2 separate regions of the Homo sapiens genome follow, and region 1 is linked to region 2. A link is a loop called in an ENCODE intact Hi-C map of the cell type or tissue named here. Cell type or tissue: heart right ventricle. All regions are shown on one strand. Links, peaks and the distances in the headings refer to the core of each region. The heading gives the core; the rest is flanking DNA.

The links. Hi-C counts contacts between places; a loop is a spot of excess contacts. Peaks named below come from ENCODE experiments on the same cell type or tissue, not always from the same donor. Only the 100,000 strongest peaks of a DNase experiment are listed, where the experiment ranks them.
Region 1: it touches region 2 in a loop (2.0-fold over the local background); 51 of 110 quality-filtered maps call a loop at or near these places.

Annotation. Positions count from the first base shown.
Region 1 is chr17:1,729,090-1,731,998 of GRCh38, reverse strand. It overlaps WDR81 (WD repeat domain 81), which reads right to left. Exons shown (of 10, transcript NM_001163809.2): 2 at 1,512-1,619; 3 at 1,054-1,244; 4 at 741-931. Among named protein-coding and RNA genes, the nearest start is that of WDR81, 5.8 kb to the right of the region's middle. In heart right ventricle, for the core only: no CTCF peak of the experiment used is centred there; DNase peaks (open chromatin) are centred at 838 and 1,538; H3K4me3 peaks cover 1,088 bases; H3K27ac peaks cover 2,251 bases.
Region 2 is chr17:1,864,354-1,867,262 of GRCh38, reverse strand. The region is part of intron 5 of RPA1 (replication protein A1); the gene reads right to left. Among named protein-coding and RNA genes, the nearest start is that of RPA1, 36 kb to the right of the region's middle. In heart right ventricle, for the core only: a CTCF peak has its summit at 1,614 (motif pointing right); no DNase peak of the experiment used is centred there.

The DNA.
Region 1 (2,909 bases), core at 274-2,773, 140 kb after region 2:
GCCTCCCAAAGTGCTGGGATTACAGGCATGAGCCACAGCACCCAGCATATATATATACTTTTTTTTTTTTTTGAGACAGAGTCTTGCTCTGTCGCCTAGGCTGCAGTACAATGGCGTGATCTCAGCTCACTGCAACCTCCGCTTCCTGGGTTCAAGCAATTCTCCCGCCTCAGCCTCCTGAGAACCTGGGATTGCAGCCTCCCGAGAACCTGGGATTGCAGGCACCTGCTGCCATGCCCAGCGAAGATTTTGTATTTTTAGTGGAGACGGGGTTTCACCATGTTGGCCAGGTGGGTCTCAAACTCCTGACCTCGTGATCCACCCGCCTTGGCCCCCCAAAGTGCTGGGATTACAGGGGTGAGACACCACGCTCGGCCTTTATATATATTTTTAGAGAGGGGGTCTCATTTTGTTGCCCAGGCTGGTCTTGAACTCCTGGGCTCAAGCAATCTTCCCGCCTCAGCCTCTCAAAGTGCTGGGATTACAGGCATGAGCCACCGTGCCCGGACATATCAAAAGCTTTAAATGAAAGAGCTCCAAGACCAACTGGTCCAAACCAGATGAGGAAACTGAGGCACAGGAAAAGGGTGTGGTTTGCTCAGGGTCACACAGCCGGGATCAAAACCAGGACTCTTGACACCCAGTCCAGTGTTACGTCCTCTCCCCTGAGCTTCCCACCCCCTCCTGGGCAGCCCCTCCGCTGGGCCGGTCCCCCTACATCAGCTGGGGCAGAGGCCTACCCCGTGACGAGGGAGGTGAGGAAGCTGAGCACGGGCAGCAGGACCTCATGGCTGATCCGGGGCAGGATGTCCATGAGTGTGGTGTCTGAGAGGTACACGATGATCTTCTGAGTCAGCGTCACCGCGGCCAGCAGCCCCGCCTCCTTACGGCTGTTCAGTCGGCTGGGGCCTGAGGCACTCCCTGGGGCCACCTAGAGCCACCGAGCAGATGAGGGCCGGGCAGCCCCACAGACCCCCTGGCACCAAGAGAGCCCGGGCCGGCCCTCAGGTCCTCAGCCTTCCCAGCCCCGGGCCTGCCAAACCAGCGACTGACCAGGTAGCTGATGTAGGGCAGGTACTGGTAGGTGAGGACAGGCTCCCCATACAGGCGGGCGATGTGGAGGAGGCAGCTGAGCACAGGCCCTGACACGATGTCGCCCAGGACCGGCCTCTTCTGGTAGATGTTGCCGGCGCTCAGCGGTGGGCTCTCGCCACTGCTCACTGTGAACTGCTGCCGAGTGGGTCCTGCCACGGAAGGGCCAGCAGCCCTGAGTCGCCAGTGGAGGGCCGGGGGTAGCCTGGCCCTGCAGGGCTGTGCTGGCCGCTTGAGCTCACTCTAGCTGGGGGCCCAGCCTGGCCCTACCCAAGGCTGGCACTTAGACTGGGACCCAGCACCTGGCCGGGGGGTGGTTTGAGGGAGGGGTGGGAAGGATCCCCGCCGGAGAGCGCTGAAGCTAGGCAGAGGGCCTGGGAGAAAGCCTCATCTCCAGCACTGACCGCAGGCCTCCTTACCAACATAACAAGACGTCAGCAGGCGGAGCAGGTTCCGGGCCACGTGGCGAGAGGCCACTGTGGGGCCGAGCTTGGCAGACAGCCAGCGGACCATCTTGCAGGCTGTATCTGCGGGGTGGGAGCAGGCCCTGAGCTCCTCAGATAACAGGGGCTCATCACCCCTCCCACCCCACCCCACGGCACCCCACTCAACCACCTGCGGCTGCAGCTCTGCCAAGAGCCCAGCCCGGGCCGGCTGTCCCACACCACCCCCTCCACGTAACAGCGGCAGAGGTGCCCAGGCCCTGGCCTGTGGGACTCTGGCTGCCGCAGGTTCCTCTCCACAGGCACGACCCGCAGGAAGTTAGCCTGCCCGTGGGTCTTCTGAAACTCCTTAACAAGGCCTGGCCCGGCCCTGGCCACCTTCCCTCTGGCCTCTCTTCCCTCCACTCCCTCGGTCTCGCCATAACGGCCTTTCCCTGCTTCTCTTCTTCTTCTTCTTCTTTTTTTTTTTTTTTGAGACAGAGTCTCGCACTGTTGCCCAGGCTGGAGTGCAATGGCACAATCTCAGTTCATTGCAACCTCCACCTTCCACCGCCCTGACTCTCCTCCTTGAACCTCCGGGTTCAAGCGATTCTCCTGCCTCAGCCTTCCAAATAGCTGAGATTACAGGCACCCTCCACCATGCCCAGCTAAGTTTTTGTATTTTTAGTAGAGATGGGGTTTCACCATATTGGCCAGGATGGTCTCAATCTCCTGACCTTGTGATCCATCCGCCTCAGCCTCCCAAAGTGCTGGGATTACAGGCGTGAAGCACCGCGCCCGGTCCCCCGCTTCTCTTCTTTAATGGAACATGACAGCCTCAGAGCCTCACACATGCTGTTCCCTCAGCCTTCAGACTTTCTTTTTGCCCATTTTTGTCTACCTTCTTCCTACTCCTCCTTGAACCTCAACTGTCTCTCCTTTTAAGGAAGCCTGCTCTGACCCTTGAAAACTAGATGTAAAAGCACCATTTTTTTTTTCTTTTTTGAGACGGAGTCCCGCTCTGTTGCCCAAGCTGCAGTGCAGTGGTGTGATCTCAGCTCACTGCAACCTCCACCTCCTGGGTTCAAGTAATTCTCCTGCCTCAGCCTCCTGAATAGCTGGGATTACAGGTGCCCGCCACCACGCCTGGCTAATTTTTGTATTTTTAGTAGAGATGGGGTTTCACCATGTTGGCCAGGCTGGTCTCGAACTCCTAACCTCAAGTGATCCTCCTGCCTCGGCCTCCCAAAGTGCTGGGATTAGAGGCGTGAGCCACGGCGCCCGGCCGAAAAGCTCCATGTTGCACTCCCTCCTAGGAATGCAGCCATGTTCTTTATCGCACTAACATAATACACTTGCTTAAGACTGTCTGCACTGCGGCATCTCGTCTGCTGG
Region 2 (2,909 bases), core at 166-2,665:
TTCAGAAAAATGCTAAGCATTGCTTTGTCTCAGCTCACCTTCCTGAAAGCTGAGAATGTGATAACAAATTCGCTCATTTTAACAAAACGTTACTACTGCAAAAAAAAGTGATGTGTCAATTTAATAATTTAGCCGAATAATTTACCCGATTCCCTCTCCAATTTAAAGCATCAAATTACAATTTGTGTAAATAAAAATTAATATCTAGTAGGTTCCAGTTCTAGAAAGAGCATAATGATGGCCTAGCCCCACATCTTCCCACTCTAAAAACCAATACAGAGCAACAGGAATGAATGCCAACTGCATACACATACATGCACGTGCACACAGACGTATACACATCTCTCATTAGAAACGACATCTTCAGTGAAACCAGGGAACAGAGAAAACCCGCACATTCCAAGTTGTGTGAAAATGAAGCCCGAAACACCATAAATCAAGAACCCACAACAGTATAAGACAGAAGCAGCATGAATAATTTCAGTGTAAAAACTAAAACGGTGGCCGGGCACAGCGGTCCCCGCCTGTAATCCCAGCACTTCGGGAGGCAGAGGTGGGCAGATCACCTGAAGTCAGGAGTTTGAGACCAGCCTGGCCAACATGGTAAAACCCCATATCTATTAAAAATATAAAAAAATTAGCCGGTGGCCGGGCGCAGTGGCCCACGCCTATAATCCCAGCACTTCGGGAGGCAGAGGTGGGCAGATCACTTGAAGTCAGGAGTTCGAGACCAGCCTGGCCAACATGGTAAAACCCCATCTCTACTAAAAATATAAAAAATTTAGCCGGGCGTGGTGGTGGGCTCCTGTGGTCCCAGCTACTAGGCAAGCTGAGACAGGAGAACTGCTTGAACCCAAGAGGCAGAGGTTGCACTGAGCCGAGATTGCGCCATTGCACTCCACCCTGGGTGACAGAGAGACTCCGTCTCAAAAAAAGAAAAAAGAAAAAAAAAAGATCTCTAAGCATATACAAGTATATGGGATTATCTCTAGGCCAAAAAAAAATTTTTTTGTTGTTTTTTGAGATGGAGTCTCACTCTGTCACCCAGGCTGGAGTGTAGTGGCACAGCCCTGGCTCACTGCAGCCTCTTTCTCCCAGGCTCAAGTGATCCTCTCACCTCAGCCTCCCGGGTGGCTAGGACTGCAGGTGTACACCACCACGCCTGGCTAATTTTCTGTATTTTTGGTAGAGACAGGGTTTCGTCATGTTGCCCAGGCTGGTCTTAAACTCCTGAGCTCAAGCGATCTGCCAAGCTTGGCCTCCCAAAGTGTCGGGATTACAGGCGGGGGCCACCACACCTGGCCAGAAAACTTTAAAAAAACAGGATATGGCTGGGCGCAGCGCTCACGCCTGTAATCCTAGCACTTTGGGAGACTGAAGTGGGAGAATCGCTTGAGCCCAGGAGTTTGAGACCAGCCTGAACAGCATAGTGAGGTCTCATCTCTATTAAAATAATAATAAATAAGTAAAAGCAGGAGAAAAAGACACGATAGTGTACACAGTATGCTGCCTTTTGTGTAGGCAAAGTGGAGTACGGAACGAGAATATATATTTGTATTTGGTTACATTCTCATGAAGAAACGCCTGAAGGATAAAAAGAAACCACGAAAACTTTACCTCTAGAGGGCAGCAGTGGGTGGCAGGGGCGGCAAGGGTAGGAGTAAGATTTCTCTGCACACACAATTCGGTAGCTATAACTTTAAATCATGTAACTACATTATCTTTTTGAAATCATTTAACCATATTATCTATTCAAGATTAATGTTTATTAAAGAAAACAGATGTCTGATTATCTCAGTTATATTTTACATTTATTTAATTATGCAAGTTTTAATGGACAAATATATAAATGTGAAATAGAGATAATTTTAATTATGTATATAACATTCCCGCAGTAGACTCACTCACACGATCTATGTACTTAAATACAATTTTCAAGTAGGCAAAAACTTTGGTATGAAGGTTAATCTTTGAAGGTCCGGGCACAATGGAAACTGTTCTCACTGGGAAATGACAAATGCTCATTCTCATTTCTTGTAGCAACCCATTGTGTGACCTTGGGGAAGTTACTTCACTGCCTCATTCACGTTTTTATTTAATGATTAAAAACTGATCAACTGATCTCTACAACAGTTTCCTCTACCTCAACATTCTGCGATTGTGCTGAATTCACTGCTAAGGTCCAGACCTGAGATTCTCCAACTTTCCTTTCCTTTCCATTATCTCACTTAGGCAAAGGCCAGGACTCAGTTCCAGGTAGGAAAACGAAGACAGGATGCAAGAATTACTTCCCACCTCAGCTTTCCCAGTAGCTGGGAGCGTGAACCACCACGCCCAACTAATTTGTTTTTATTTTATTTTTTTGAGACAAGTCTCACTCTGTCGCCCAGGCTGGAGTGCAATGGCACAATCTCGGCTCACTGCAACTTCCACCTCCCGGGCTCAAGTGATTCTCCTGCCTCAGCCTCCCGAGTAGCTGGGATTACAGGTGCCCGCCACCACACTCGGCTAATTTTTTTTATTTTTAGTAGAGACGGCGTTTCACCATGTTGGCCAGGCTGGTCTTGAACTCCTGACCTCAGGTGATCCACCTAAGGTCCAGCCTAAGAATTACTGGGTTCAATTCCACTTACCCTTAAGTGAAAACCCTACTAATAGTAAAAGTTAGTTATGGACTAATTGAAGAACTATGTTGTTAAAGTTATTTTTATTTATTTATTTTTGAGACAGAGTTTCACTCTTGTTGTCCAGGCTGGAGTACAATGGTGCAATCTCAGCTCACTGCAACCTCCGATTCCCAGGTTCAAGCGATTCTCCTGCCTCAGCCTCCCTAGTAGCTGGGAATACAGGCGCGTGCCACTATGCCCAGCTAATTTTTTTGTATTTTTAGTAGAGACGAGGTTTCACCA